Linked DNA regions of Homo sapiens: region 2 is linked to region 1. Evidence: read pairs that join two places in POLR2A ChIA-PET (ENCODE). Cell type or tissue: GM12878. All regions are shown on one strand.

Region 1 (8,000 bases):
ATAAATGCTTGAGGGGATGGATGTCCCATTCTCCATGATGTGCTTATTTCACATTGCATGACTGTATCAAAACATCTCATGTACCCCATAAATTAAAAATAACAATAACAAAATAGCTCATGCCTGTTGGCCAGAGCCTGGGAGGATAGCTGACCCCCACCCAGGCCCACGGCGCTTCCTGTGCTGAGCACTTTGACCGGGGAGGTCCGGGCGAAGAACTTGAGCCTTCAGTGGCTGGGCCCAAGGGTCGCAGGACCTGGAAGTGGCTCAAGGACCTGGCTGCCCTGGAGGTGGTGGCCGCTCTGGGATCTCAGCTCTGTCTCTGCTGCTGGCCCTGGCACACTGGCCCCACATCATTCTCTGACCTTTTCCTGCACAGCCTGAACACTGCACCCCATCCAGAGCAGGTGCCATACCATCATCTCAGGCCAGTCCCACTCCTGAGCTGGAGGGACAGACTGGCAGCCTGACCCTACCTGTCCTTCTGTCCTGGCAGGTTGGTTAAGGCGGGTGGTCCCAGAGGCAGTCCAGCAAAGACACACAGATCCACAGGGCCGGCTGAAGGCAGCATCCTCTGGGGAATCCACCAGGGCCCTGAGAGAGGAGGTGGTCCCACTGACTGCTGGGACCCAGGCTCTCTGTGACATGATCTGGACCTGGGTTCCACACAGGCTAGGGCTGGGCAGGGAGGCACAGGATGACCCGGATGAGTTACCACCCTGTCCTGTGTCTCCATTTCCCCTTCAGCCTGCCTGTGAACGTCCCTCCCTGGAGGAGCTACCAAAAGGCTGGGAAATAAACATTTTTGGTTCCAAGAACAACTGTGGAAGGAAGGCCAGGCCCAGCTTCTTCCCAGCCTCCCTGGAACCAGCTTGGAAGTGCTGGTGGGGCTGGGGACTGGAGCAAGGCCCTGGCCCTCCAGCGAGGTGGGGGCATGGTTGAACCCCCACTGCATCCAGGGGTCTCTGCAGATGGTGGTACACTATGGGGGCCCCATCCCTGCAGCATCAAGGTCTTGGTCTGGAGCCCAAAGCCCCCCGAATCCAAGCTGTCTAGGCCTTCAGGTCTCAGGCCAGGCCAGCTGTGGCCTCACCCGCCCCTAGGCAGGCCATTCGCCATCTCCACCAGTGGCACCAAACCCAGAACACAGGTCTGGGGAAGGAGCCAAGACAAGGGACAGATTTCCCTCCCCACCCTCCATTCTGGCCCCAGGAGCCTTCAAGGCTCTGATCTGTCCTGACTCACATTTTCTAGACCCATCTGTCCCATGGGCATGTGTGTGCACCTGTCTAGAGGGAAGTAGCAGGGGTCACAGGGCATTTTCCTTGCTTGCACTTCAAAGTCTGGCTTGCCCAGCATTAGCTCTGGAGGCTACCTCCAATCGGGGGCTCCCGGGGCAGGGGTTGCTGTGGAGCTTCCTCTCCTGGGAGGCTGCTCAGTCCCAGTCTCCACAACCTTCCCCTCCCTCTGCTCCGGGGAGCCGTGAGAGCCACCGGCCAGGGAAGCCCATTCATTCTGTCTGCTGCTCAGCCCTCACATGGCCTTATAGGGTAGAGGCTGAGAAGGGTGCCAGGCCTGCGGGGAAGGACAGGCAGGGTGGCCTCAGAGGGGCTCCCCATCGAGCATGCCTGGCTGACCTGGGCGGTGAGTCTCCACCCTCCCAGACTCCCCCTTTAATAACATGTTTCGTAATATCCTCTTTCCTGTCCTAAAAGGAAATTCCCAGATATTTATCCACATGATTTAAAAATGACCCTTATAATGCCCTATCTCTAATGGAAAGAAGAAATAAAAGGCAAGCAATTTATTTTAATTAATTAATTAAGTAATTACTTTTTGAGGCAGGGTCTCTCTCTGTCACCCAGGCTGGAGTACAGCGGTGCGATCATGGCTCACTGCAGCCTCAACCTCCCGGGCTCAAGCAATCCTCCCACTTCAGCCTCTCAAGTAACTGGGACTACAGGCAGTTACCACCACACGCGGCTAATTTTTGTATTTTTTTTAGAGACAGGTTTTCGCCATGTTGCCCAGGCTGGGGAAAGCAATTATATATATATATATGTATATATATAAAATAATTTCCATGTATAAGCGCTTAGGCTGACTATACCAGAAAGCATAGAAAAATGCAGATCTTTCTAGAAAGAAGCAAAGTCTGATGCAGGTGACCTGAGGCAGAGTGGGTCATGCACACTCGCACTGGCATAGGTGTGTGCTGGTTTGGTGACTCAGCAGAACAAATGGTGTGGCTATCTTTGATGTGAGTTTTCAAAATGATGAACAGCTCTTGGTAAAGTTCTGAACCCACCCCAGGTCAGTCTCTGCCCACCCAGCGCTGCAGGACGTCCAGCATGCCAGCTCCCTCCAGGAACGCTGGTTGGATTCCCCCATCATTGTAGAAACCAAAAATGTCCCATCATTGTGTGCAATGCTTCCCAGGGGCAGTGGTGCCCTCCCTGAGAATCTAGGCCCTGGAAGTGGAGGGGATATGAAAATGAAGGGACCCAAGTCCAGCCCCAGAAGCTCATAATCCAGCGTGGGAAGAGGCACAGAGCGCAGTGAGGACAGATCCAGGGAAGTTCACAGTCACCACTCAGTGCCCCCGACCTCCCTCCTAGTGGAGCCGGCACCACCAGGCTCCAGGAAGAAGCCAATCTCCTCCCTACGCCGATGCAGTCAGCATCAGTGACCAAGTCTCAAGTCCATGTTCTCTTGATCACTCCCGCCTCCTCCTCAGCTCTCCAGTGATGACTGCAGTGATTTCCTCCAGCTGGCTCACCTCCTTCATGCCCCCTGCCCGCATTCAACCGCCCCACCTTTCTTCAGGTAAGCCCTCTGTGTTAGCCTGCTTGGGTGGCTGCAACAGCCACAGACTGGGTGGTTTTGACAACAGATGTTTATTTCTCGCAGTTCTGGAGGCTGGAGTCCAAGATCAAGGTGCTGGCAGGTTTGTTTCTCCTGAGGCTTCTCTCCTGGGCTTGCAGGTGGCCACCTTCTCCCTGTGTCCTCACAGTGTCCCTCCATCTGTGTGTGTCTGTGTCCCAATCTCTTCTTATAGGGACACTAGTCAGAGTGGATTAGGGCCTATCATAATGGCCTCATTTTATATTAATCATCTTTTTAAAGGCCACCTCCAAGTATAGTGACATTCCTTTTTCTCTTTTTTCTTTTTCTTTTTTTTTTTTTTTTTTGAGACAGGGTCTGGCCCTTTTGCCCAGGCTGGAGAGCTGTGGTGCCATCATGATTTATTGCAGCCTCAACCTCCCCAGCTCAAGCGATCCTCTAGCCTCAGCCTCCTGAGTAGCTGGTACTACAGGCATGTACTACCACACCTGGCTAATTTTTTCAAAATTTTTTGTAGAGACAAGGTCTCAGTATGTTGCCCAGGTTGGTCTCAAACTCCTAAGCTCAAGTAATCCTCCTGCCTTGGCCTCCCAAAGTGCTAGGATTATAGGCGTGAACCACCGTGCCCACCCAAATATAGTGACATTCTGAAGGTACTGGGGGTTAGGGCTTCAACATATGAATTTTGGGAGGACACAACTCAGTCCATAATACCCCCCATCACGGCTCCTCTTAAAGTGCTCTTTTGGTATCAAGTGCCAGAAATTCACCTCCAAGTAGCCTGTGTTTTGCTTAAGCAAATAAAACTTGCTGCCTGGAATGACACAGTCTGGAAGTAGAGGCACGGCTGGACGTAGGGCTTAGGAGAGCCCGTCTGGATCCGCTTCTTAGCTCAGCTTCCTCTTGGTTGGTGCCACATTCAGGATCTACATGGTGGAAGGAGCAGTTTCAGGCTACATCATCAGTGGAAGATAGATAGATAGATAGATAGATAGACAATAGATATAAGATAGATTAGGTAGAGAGGTAAGATAGGTAGGTAGTTAGGTAGGTAGATAGATAGATCCTGATTGATAGAGAGAGATGGGTTCCCAATAGCCAGAACAGATACCCCAGAATTGGGTCTTGTTAGCTCTGATTGGCCTGACTTGGTCACGTGCTCATCCCTGAACCAATCATTGTCACCTGGTGGATGGAATGTGTGGGCTGGCATCTGGGCTGAGCTAGGAGGTGGCCACTTCCCTTAAGAAGAAATGAAGGCACAGATACCCGTTACCAGGAGTGCCAGTGGTTGCTGGGCTGCAGACGTTGTGGAAGTTCACTATTGAATGTGCGAATGAATGAGTGAAGGAGGCTCTGCCATCGTCTGTAACCTGATACAGAAGTTTGAGCTAGGTCCGGTCTGCAGACTGGATTCCCCACCGTCTGGTCAGGTCAGTGGTCTTTGCCCTGCGATGTGCTCCTTCTCCACGTTCATTATCCTTGTCAGTATCAGCTCCACCGCCAGAGTATGACTTTATCTTGAACCAGTGGCTTGAGAATGTTGAGGGACCGAGCACAGATTATGTGTCCCTGTTCGGGTCTGGATTAAGACATTTAAAGACTCTAAGCACTAAAAAGATTACGGTGCCTTCTACTCACCCCCCTCCCTTTTTGTCCCCATTAAAAACAACAACAGCTGTAAGCCACAGAATGAATATAAGGAAGTCTGATGACTTGTTCCTTTTTCTGTTAAAGATTATTTCAATGACAAACAAATGTTGATCAAATTATTTTAAGAAAAATGAAATTATTTTTGTTGGGCCTCTGCTGTGCTGGCTCCAGCGTGTCCTTTGCCTGCTTATAGGAGTCTGGCCCTGCTGTCCTAATCTGACCCTGGAGCGTGGCCCTCTCACTTCCCCCTGCTGCTGGCTTCCCGCTGTTGCGTGACTAGTGTGACTCAACAGAGTTCCCCTTGGAGAACCGACAAGAGGCTGAAGCACCTGTGTCCAGGCCACCATGGGGCAGGCCCGAGGCCTGGAGATTCCAGGGCAAGGACTGACTCCATGGCACCCACTCATAGGCACTGTTTGCTTGGGTCATCGGATGTGTATTGATCTCCTTGGGTTGCTGCAAGCTGCAGAGTCTCAGGCCAGGGCACTTCCCAAGAGAAGTGGTGCGTTCTGGCTGCCCCTGCTGGCTCTTGTGGCCCCTGGGCTCCATGGTATGCCAAGCATGGGCTCCAGGAAAGACAGCCAGAAGCATTTCAAAATATGGGCTGCTGTTAGGGTCATATACACACAAAGCCTTTATTTTTTTTTTTTATTTTTTGAGACAGAGTCTCACTCTGTTGCCCAGGCTGGAGCACAGTGGCACAATTTCAGCTCACTGCAACCTCTGCCTCCAGGGTTCAAGCAATTCTTGTGCCTCAGCCTCCCGAGTAGCTGGGATTACAGGCGCCCGCCACCACGCCTGGCTATTTTTTGTATTTTTAGTAGAGAGGGATTTCACCATGTTGACCAGGCTGGTCTCAAACTCCTGGCCTCAAGTGATCCACCCACCTTGGCCTCCCAAAGCGCTGGGATTACAGGCATGAGCCACCGCACCTGGCCAATCCAACGCCTTTTTGATGATAAACAGCAATTGCCATGGCGAGTTTAGCAGAGCCTGGAGATGGGGAATCTGGCAGACCTGCTGCCATGTGTCTTGTGTCCTGCAGAGAGACCCGTCCAAGGGGACATAGACGGCACTCCCACCTGCTCCCACTTGGTCAATGGATTCTGTGGTTGGGGAACTCCCCTTTGGGAAGTATATTCCGTCTCTAGAAATATCTGTACTCTATTGATGGTAAGACAGACCCTGAGTACCCTCTGGAGAAATCTGTTTTTCAGGGAGGACTTTCGCTTATGTCTACTGTCATCCATGCTGGTAGAGCGTCCTGGGGTGTGCACTATTCCTGTATCCACGCTTCATTGAAATGGCCAGGAGACTCAGGTCTTCTGGAGGCACCTTTATATGGGAGAGTTTCTTAGTGTGGAGGCCTCAGGACCATCCGTCTCAGAATCATCTGAGTACCTGCTAAACTTGCTGGATTCCTGAGGTGGACTCCAAATCTGCCGAATCACTGCCATAGTGGTTAAGAAATAATCGAAAATAGCCAGGCACGGTGACTCACGCCTGTAATCCCAGCACTTTGGGAGGCTGAGGCAGAAAGATCGCTTGAGCTAAGGAGTTTGAGACCAGCCTGGGCAACACAGCGAGACCCCATCTCAAATTAAAAATAAAAATGAAAAAAGAAATTTAAAAAAGGGAAATAAGTAAAACAAAACCAAAAGAAACAGGTGTTATAGTTAGACAACGCTGTGTTTGAATTCCAGTCCTGTAAATTACCATGCACCTGTAATATCTCTAAGCTCTATTTCCTTTATCTGTAACATTTACCTCACCGTAGAATTGTGAGGATGAAGGGCAGCCAAGTGCTGAATGCAGTGCCTAGAGCACAGGAGCTAAATACATTTTCGCCACTATTGTCCTTCCAATAACTATTTACCAGGAGTCTACAATGAGCCAGAAACTGCTGCAGGCACTAGGAATACAGCAGTCATAAAAAACAAACTCCTTGTCCTCATTAGGTTTACGTGCTAATCCGGGGAGACAGACAATAAACAAATAAGCAGCTATGATGCCAGGTGGGTGTAAGTGCCATGAAGAAACTCAGTCAGGATCAAGGGCATCACTAGACTCCCAGAGCTAACTCAATGATTTAATCTGATACCAATAGGCCTCATGTATCAAGCGTTGTGATGGGGACTTTGGGGGACACTTTGGGACTTGCCGTTAAGGAGCTTATTTATAGACTGGTTAGGAAACAAAAATTGTACACACACAGGAAACCACAGGAGAACAAGTAATCACCTTGTGAACCATGTGTCATACATGCCTGAGAGCTGCTCAGAGAAGAGATTACTGGGGACTGACAGTGAGGTGTAAGTGAATCCCTCCATCAGGCTTCTAATCCTGGAACAAAGGAAGGAATTTCCTTACGACCCGTCCCTGTTGTTACTTTAGAGATGCTAGTTGATACTCTGCATACAGAAAAAGGCTTAGACACTTGCAAACCTCTGAAATCTTTGGAACATGTATCAGGGCTTCTGAGAGATGATAATGGCAGAAGAGTCAGATGCTGCCCAGCCTAGGTCATGGGAATAAGACTTAATGGAAAATTCCTTATCTCTGTCTAACTCTTTGCCAAGTCCCAGCTCTGCGTAATGCCCAAGATCTCTAAAGGTAATTATCTACCAGATATAATTTTTTTTTTTGAGACGGAGTCTCGCTCTTGTCGCCCAGGCTGAAGTGCAATGGCACGATCTCGGCTCACTGCAACCTCTGCCTCCCGGGTTCAAGCGATTCTCCTGCCTCAGCCTCCTGAGTAGCTAGGATTACAGGCACCCGCCACCATGCCCGGCTAATTTTTGTACTTTTAGTAGAGACGGGGTTTCACCATGTTGGCCAGGATGGTCTTGATCTCTTGACCTCGTGATTTGCCCACCTCGGCCTCCCAAAGAGGTGGGATTACAGGTGTGAGCCACTGTGCCTGGCCTGGGATATAATTTTATTAAAAATAAATAACTCGCTGATTGGGAAAACACTGAGTACATGCACCAAAGGTACTGCCCAGATCCCAGCGAACAAGTGGCAAATGCCCATCACCAATGGGCTACATTGTAGAGGGCAACTGGAAAGAATGCTTTTGTTAAAAATCCCTTTCTGAAAAGGCATACTGACTTAGGAGTATGGAGGCAGATAGAAATGTGGAGCAGAGTATGGTATAGGATGAAAGAGACACGGCTATTGGTGTGTCTGTTGATCCTTTGGATCAAACAATACCAGAAAATGAAGAGGCCAGAAACCAGGTTAACGGAAAGAGGAAGTAGAAACACAAATGTAAAAATGGCTTTTGATATTGAATAAAGCACTTCAGTCTGCATGTTCTCACCTGCATGAGGTGTTAGGCCGCATGATTCTCTCTCTCTCTTTTTTTTTTTTTTAGACAGAGTCTTGCTCTGTTGCCCAGGCTGCAGTACAGTGGCACGATCTTGGCTCACTTCAACCTCCGCCTCCTGGGTTCAAATGATTCTCCTGCCTCAGCCTCCTGAGTAGCTGGGATTACAGGCATG
Region 2 (8,000 bases), 920 kb after region 1:
CTCTCCCCATGTTATGCACCTCATCCTCCTTTTCTCTACTTTTATTTTTGTACTTGTAGTCCTGAGAATAAAGCAAGGAAACTCTTATCATTCCAGAAAATACTACTGTTCTTTGACAATAGTGAAAAGCAACTATTTAAACTCATCCCAATTGGCCACTGACTACTTATATCCCCAGTCACATTTCTGAAAGCGAGCCCATTACTGGCAGTTCTACATATCTGAAGCCCAGCCAGTCAGCAACACCCCCTCCACAAAGCCTGCATTGATGGCCAAATGCTAAATTACTCATAAACACTCCTGTTTCTGAAGGTCTGGAGTCCCTACACAATATGCTTCCTAAAACTCTCTATAAAACTGCAGTTTCCTTTTCTATAGAGACTGTGTCTTACAAGCACAGGGCCTCCTCCCACTAGGTGCCTTGCTTAGCTAGGAATAAATCAGCTTTTAGTTTCAGATTATGAGTAGTAGCCTAGCCCTTCAAAAATTGGAGTTCCTGCCGAGATTATCTTGAAGATTCTTGCTGGGGAGTGTCCTGTGGGACCCTTGGAACCACAGGCATGAATCTCAGGCCACTGTGTCCAGCTCAGGTCATTTTTCTGACCTACTGCCAAGTGAATCTTTCTCAACAACAACTCGAACTCTGACTTGTTTCACTGAGCTCCTAGTTCTGAATTTATCTTATTTAAACATGGGTATACAATTAGATACAATTAGATATTTTCAGTTGGAAGTACACCACTTAGCAAACATTTTCTCAATTAATGTGCTTATTTACTTATTTACTTGTTTCACTACTTCATCTACTGTTACCTTTCTTTTGTCTTTTTTTTTTTTTTTAGACAGAGTTTCACTCTTGTCGCCCAGGCTGGAGTGCAACCGCGTAATCTCGGCTCACTGCAACCTCCGCCTCCTGGGTTCAAGAGATTCTCCTGTCTCAGCCTCCCAAAGTAGCTGGGATTACAGGTGCCTGCCACCACGCCTGGCTAATTTTTGTAATTTTAGTAGAGAGGGGATTTCTCCATGTTGGCCAGGCTGGTCTCGAACTCCTGACCTCAGGTGATCCACTCATCTCGGCCTCCCAAAGTGCTGGGATTATAGGCATGAGCCACCACACCCGGCCTCTTCTGTCTATTTTTAAAAAGTCTTATCTCTGCCAGGCATGGTGGCTTATGCCTGTTAATAGGTCATATTACAGGCAGATGGCTTGAGCTCAGGAATTCTAGACTATCCTGGGCAACATAGCAAAACCCCACCAAAAAAACAAAAAGTCTTATTTCATGTGTGCTTGTTCCTGATTTTCCTGTGCTTTCTGAATGTTAGAAGACAGTGATCCAAAGCAAACAGCTGGTGGTCAAGGTCTGATAAGTCCTCAATTCAAGCCAGCCCCTAAAACTAATGGATGTGGGTCCATTAGACAGTAGCCAAACTGTGCAAAGATGTTCGGTCACATTTTTTCTTGGGTCCCTCATCAAAACCTTCATGAGGGCACCTAGTGTCTTGTCAATTTGTGAAAGAAAATCATTTTGTTTAGTATGTAATCTGGAGTCAACTACAATCATGTAATTAATCATATGTCCCCTTTTCAGTTTCTGCTTCATTCATGTGGAACACACCATTCACACTTATACTGAAATATAGTGGCCTCTTTGCTGTTTGTCACGGGATTGTCTTTGCCAAAGCCATAATCTCCCCGACAAAATGTTCACTTCCTCTGTATACTTTCATCATGATTCTAACTCTTGTACTTTTCTTAATAACTGGCAAAATTTTCCCTAAAATGACTCTGGCTTGCAATGGGGAGGTTTTGTCATGTCCAAAGTAAGTAACACATTTGACAAGTAGGTCTATAAAAGAAGAGAAAAAAATCACTGAATGTTTCCACATCTCAACCAGTAATCTATTACTTTCAGACCATTATCTGAGGAACACTGTTTTCAACAAAACCTCTATAAATGTAATAGGTAGGGATCTATTCTGCAAATAGAACTACCAGATTAAAGGTTCAGAAGAAGGACTAATTTTAGAAGTCCTGGAAAATTCTCTGACACATGATCTATGTATAGTTGACCTGACCATTAGTATACCTACACTACGGATGATTTGAGGTCTGCAAGCAATAAACAAAATAGGTATACCTCACTTCCCTGTACCTCCTAACCAGATTACTACAATCTCTTCAGTCTCACCTAAAGCCAAAATTTTTAATATATTTATGTTCAGCTTTGTTTAATGTCTCACTTGATAAAGATAAATATTATTTGCTTGGGAAAATCAGTGGCTTATCTGGACAGTTATTTTCTAGGAATTTCCTTGACGATAGGCAGAATTCTAAGATGGCCCCCAAATATTTCTTTCCCTAATCCTGAGGACTGTGAACATAATGAGATATTACTTCCATAATTACCTTATGTGATATGGCAGAGCTGTCCTTAAGAGAGACTAATAGAGTGGATCTGGTTTAACCTTATGAGCCTTTTAAGAGCAGGGAGTTTTCTCTAGCCAGCAGCAGAAGAGGAAGTCAGAGATTCAAAGTGTGAGAAGGATTCCACACAAGATTGCTGGCTTCAAGATGGAGGGGCAATGTATTAAGGAATATGATTGGCTTCCAGGAGCTGAGAGTGGTCCGTGACCAACAACCAGCAACAAAGCTGTGACCTCGGTTCAACAACCACGAGGAACTGGATTATGTCAACAACCTGGGTGAGCTCGATTGCAAGATTCTCAGAGCCTTCAGCCAAGACTTCAGCTGGGCTGACATCTTAATTTCAGCCTAAGGAGACTCTAAGCAGAGAACTAAGTTGAGCCCACCCACACTTCTGCTGGCAGGACTGTGAGATAACAAGTGGGTATTGTAGTAAGCCATTACATTTGTGGTTATTTGTCATGCAGCAATGAAAAACGAACACAACCATCTTCTTCCAAGTTTTAAATACGGCCTAAGGGATACAAAGCTCATACCTGCATCTTCTCTGATCTGATGCATAGGTCACCTCTATTATACTCTATAGATCTAGACATTTCTTAATCTATTCATTGAGTTGGGCAAAAATGGACATAAAACTTCTAAGGAAAAACTCCAAGTTTGTAAAACAAACAAAATGAAACAAAACAAAAACTAGGCTATTTTCTCAGACATAATCTATTGGCTGAGGAAATAATATTATATAAAGAAATGTTACAATGTCTTCAGAGTTTCCCAAGACCAATGACTGAAGGAAAGATAAGAGGATTTCTAGGATTAACTGAGTCTTGAAGACAATGGGGGTCAATCTTTTCTGAAATACCAGGCCTCCCTACATTTGACCCAAATATCTTGGGGCCATTCTCATGGAACACAGAAATGGAACAGATCTTCACGATTTTAAAATACTCCTTCATCAGTCACCCACACTGAATCTTCTATTATCACATTATCAGGAGACAGGTCTCCTGTCTCCCTTTCTCCTTTATCATAATCCTTTTCTTTTATACGTACATAAAAAATAGGCCATGGTTCGTGACCAGCCTAGGCAACATGACCCTCTGAAGGAAGCAGATTGCACCTGCAGGACCCAGGAGACCGCCCCCCCCCGTAAAACTGAGAGTGCCCCAACTGCAGAAGTGGGAAAAGGAGACCCTCCTCTCCCGAACACACACCCCCACTGGAGAAGCTGAAGGTCTGTTTGTGGGAGAAGTTTCCGACTTTACCTGGAGCTGAGTCAATCTGAAGAGATGAGGGAAATACAGGTGTAGGGGGAAGCAGCGGAAAGGGCCTGGGAGGTGGCTGGGTCCCCTAGAAGGCCATTCCTGCCTGGCACCACAGGGACCCAATGGGAGAGGAGCAGGGGGTAAAACTACACAGGGAGAAGCCAATCTCTAGCTGAACTTTGTAACAATTTGAACAGGGTGAGACGCCTCCTGGACAGAACTCTTGTGAGGGCGCAAATCCGGTGTGCAGACTCCACAGGTGGGGAAGAACCAAGCCTTTTTCTTCTGCAGCTGGGAGGCAGATAGCCTGGGGCAGGTTTTCAAGCCTGGAAATGGTCTGGGGGCTGTTGGGGCGGGGCATGGTGGGAGTGAGTCTGGCCCTTTGGTTTGCATGGGAGCTGGGTGAGACCTGTGACTGCCAGCTTTCCCCCATTTCCCTGACAACCTGCATGACTCAGCAGAGGCAGCCATAATCCTCCCAGGTACACAACTCCAGTGACATGGGAATCTCACCCCCATCCCCCACAGCAGCTGCAGCAAGACATGTCCAACGAGAGTCTTAGCTCAGACATGCCTAGCCCCTCCCCCACCTGACGGCTCTTCCTTATCCACCCTGGCAGCTGAAGACAAAGGGCATATAACCTTAGGAATTCTAGGGCTGGCCCATCACCGGTTCCTCCCCATAATACCACAGCTGATGCTCTCTGGAAAGTGCCACCTCCTGGCAAGAGGCCAACCAGCACAAAAATAGAACATTAAACCACCAAAGGACCCCCATGGAGTCCATTGCACCCCCTTCACCTCCAGCAGAACAGGCACTGGTATCCACAGCTGAGAGACCCATAGATGGTTCACATCACAGGACTCTGTGCAGACAACCCCGAGTACCAGCCTGGAGCCTGGTAGACTCACTGGGTCACTAGACCCAGAAAAGAGACAACAATTACTGCAGTTTGGCTCACAGGAAGCCACATCCATAGAAAAAGGAGGAGAATAGTACATCAAGGGAACATCCTATGGGACAAAAGAATCTGAACAACAACCTTCAGCCCTAGACCCTCCCTCTGACAGAGCCTACCCAAATGAGAAGGAACCAGAAAACCAACCCTGGTAATATGACAAAACAAGGCTCTTTAACACACCCCAAAAATCACACTAGTTCACCAGCAATGGATCCGAACCAAGAAGAAATCCCTGATTTACCCAAAAAAGAATTCAGGAGGGTAGTTATTAAGCTAATCAGGGAGGGACCAGAGAAAGGCAAAGCCCAATGCAAGGAAATCCAAAATATGATACAAGAAGTGAAGGGAGAAATATTCAAGCAAATAGATAGCTTAAAGAAAATCAATAAAAAATTCAGGAAACTTTGGACACACTTTTAGAAATGTGAAATGCTCTGGAAAACCTCAGCAATAGAATTGAAAAAGTAGAAGAAAGAAATTCAGAGCTCAAAGACAAGGTCTTTGAATTAACCCAATCCAACAAAGATAAAGTAAAAAGAATAAGAAAATATGAACAAAGCCTCCAAGAAGTCTGGGATTATGTTAAATGACCAAACCTAAGAATAATCGGTGTTCCTGAGGAAGAAGAGAATTCTAAAAGCTTGGAAAACATATTTGGGGGAATAATCAAAGAAAACTTCCCTGGCCTTGCTAGAGACCTAGACATCCAAATACAAGAAGCACAAAGAACACCAGGGAAATTCATCATAAAAAGATCTTCGCCTAGGCACATTGTCATCAGGTTAACCAAATTTAAGACGAAGGAAAGAATCTTTAGAGCTGTGAGACAGAAGCACCAGGTAACCTCCAAAGGAGAACCTATCAGATTAACAGCAGATTTCTTGGCAGAAACCATATAAGACAGGAGGGACTGGGGCCCTATCTTCAGCCTCTTCAAACAAAACAATTATCAGACAAGACTTCTGTATCCAGCAAAACTAAGCATCATATACGAAGGAAAGATACAGTCTTTTTCAGACAAACAAATGCTGAGAGAATTCGCCATTACCAAGCCACCACTACAAGAACTGCTAAAAGGAGCTCTCAATATTGAAACAAATCCTAGAAACACATCAAAACGGAACCTCTTTAAAGCATAAATCACACAGGACCTATAAAACAAAAATAAAATACAAGTTAAAAAATAAAAACAAAAAGTACACAGGCAACAAAAAGCACAATGAATGCAATGGTACCTCACATTTTAATACTAACATTGAATGTAAATGGCCTAAATGCTCCACTTAAAAGATACAGAACCACAGAACCGATAAGAACTCACCAACCATCTGCTGCCTTCAGGAGACTCACCTAGCACATAAGGACTCGCATAAACTTAAAGTAAAGGGGTGGAAACAGGCATTTCTTGCAAAAGGACACCAAAAGCAAGCAGGGGTAGCTATTCTTATATTAGACAAAACAAACTTTAAGGCAACAGCAGTTAAAAGAGACACAGAGGGACATTATACAACGGTAAAAAGCCTTGTCCAACAGGAAAATACGACAATTCTAAACATATATGCACCTAACATTGGGGCTCCCAAATTTATAAAATAATTACTAATAGACCTAAGAAATGAGATAGACAGCAACACAATAATAGTGGAGAACTTCAATACTCCACTGACAGCACTAGACAGGTCATCAAGAAAGAAAGTCAACAATGAAACAATGGGTTTAAACTATACCTTGGAACAAATGGATTTAACAGATATATATAGAACATTTCATCCAACAACCACAGAATATACATTCTATTTAACAGTGCATGGAACTTTCTCCAAGATAGACCATATGATAGGCCATAAAACGAGCCTCAATAAATTTAAGAAAATTGGAATTATATCAAGCACTCTCTCAGACCACAGTAGAATAAGACTGGAAATCAACTCCAAAAGGCACCTCCAAAACCATGCAAATACATGAAAATTAAATAACCTGCTCCTGAATGAGCATTGGGTCAAAAACGAAATCAAGATGGAAATTAAAAAATTATTCAAGCTGAATGACAGTAATTCTTCAAACTGAATGACAATCAAAACCTCTGGGATAGAGCAAAGGCGGTGCTAAGAGGAAAGTTCATGGCCCTGAACACCTACATCAGAAAGACTGAAAGAGCACAAACTGACAATCTAAGGTCACATCTGAAGGAACTAGAGAAACAAGAACAAACCAAAACCAAACCCAAACCCAGCAGAAGAAAGGAAATAACAAAGATCAGAGCAGAACTAAATGAAATTGAAATAAAAAAAATACAAACGATAAATGAAACAAAAGCTGGTTCTTCGAAAAGGTAAATAAAATGGATAGACCATTGGCAAGATTAACCAAGAGGAGAGAAAACCCGAATAACGTCACTGAGAAATGAAACAGGAAATACTACAACTGACACCAGTGAAATACAAAAGATCATTCAAGGTTACTATGAATACCTTTATGTACATAAACTAGAAAACATAGAAGAGATGGATAAATTCCTGCAAAAATACAACCCTCCTAGTGTAAATCAGGAAGAATTAGATACCTTGAACAGACCAGTAACAAGCAGCAAGACTGAAATGGTAATTTAAACATTACCAACAAAAAAAAGTTCAGGATCAGACGGATTCACAGCAGAATGCTACCAGACAGTCAAAGAATTGGTACCAATCCTTTTGACACTATTCCACAAGATAGAGAAAGAAGGAACCCTCCCTAATTCATTCTGTGAAGCCAGCATCACCCTAATACCAACACCAGGAAAGGACATAGCCAAAAAAGAAAACTACAGACTGGTATCCTTGATGAACATAGATGCTAAAATCCTTAACAAAATACTTGCCAACTGAATCCAACAACATATCAAAAAGATAATCCACGACGATGAAGTAGGTTTCATACCAGGGATGCAGGGATGGCTTAACATATGCAAGTCAATAAATATGATACACCACATAAACAGAATTAAAAACAAAAATCACATGATCATTTCAATAGATGCAGAAAAAGCATTCAACAAAATCCAGCATCTCCTTATGATTAAAACTCTCAGCAAAATCAGCATACAAGAGACATACCTTAAGGTAATAAAAGCCACCTATGACAAACCCATAGCCAACATAATACTGAATGGGGAAATGTTGAAAGCTTTCCCTCTGAGAACTGAAACAAGACAAGGATGCCCACTCTCGCCACTCCTCTTCAACATAGTACTGGAAGTCCTAGCCAGAGCAATCAGACAAGAGAAAGAAATAAAGAGCATCCAAATTGGTAAATAGGAAGTCAAATTCTCACTGTTTGCTGATGATATGACTGTATACCTTGAAAACC

Evidence for each region. Peaks named below come from ENCODE experiments on the same cell type or tissue, not always from the same donor. Only the 100,000 strongest peaks of a DNase experiment are listed, where the experiment ranks them.
Region 2: POLR2A ChIA-PET joins it to region 1 with 6 read pairs; 1 of 35 experiments calls an interaction of 5 or more read pairs at or near these places.

Annotation. Positions count from the first base shown.
Region 1 is chr2:231,178,812-231,186,811 of GRCh38, reverse strand. No RefSeq gene overlaps it. Among named protein-coding and RNA genes, the nearest start is that of ARMC9, 16 kb to the left of the region's middle. RefSeq lists enhancers at 4,641-5,030, 3,904-5,103, 6,403-6,502, 6,573-6,682. In GM12878, no CTCF peak of the experiment used is centred here; DNase peaks (open chromatin) are centred at 4,781, 6,591 and 7,733; H3K4me3 peaks cover 1,535 bases; H3K27ac peaks cover 3,962 bases.
Region 2 is chr2:230,261,365-230,269,364 of GRCh38, reverse strand. The region is part of intron 12 of SP140 (SP140 nuclear body protein); the gene reads right to left. Among named protein-coding and RNA genes, the nearest start is that of SP140, 40 kb to the right of the region's middle. RefSeq lists an enhancer at 4,062-4,583. In GM12878, no CTCF peak of the experiment used is centred here; DNase peaks (open chromatin) are centred at 404 and 1,644; H3K4me3 peaks cover 550 bases; H3K27ac peaks cover 2,357 bases.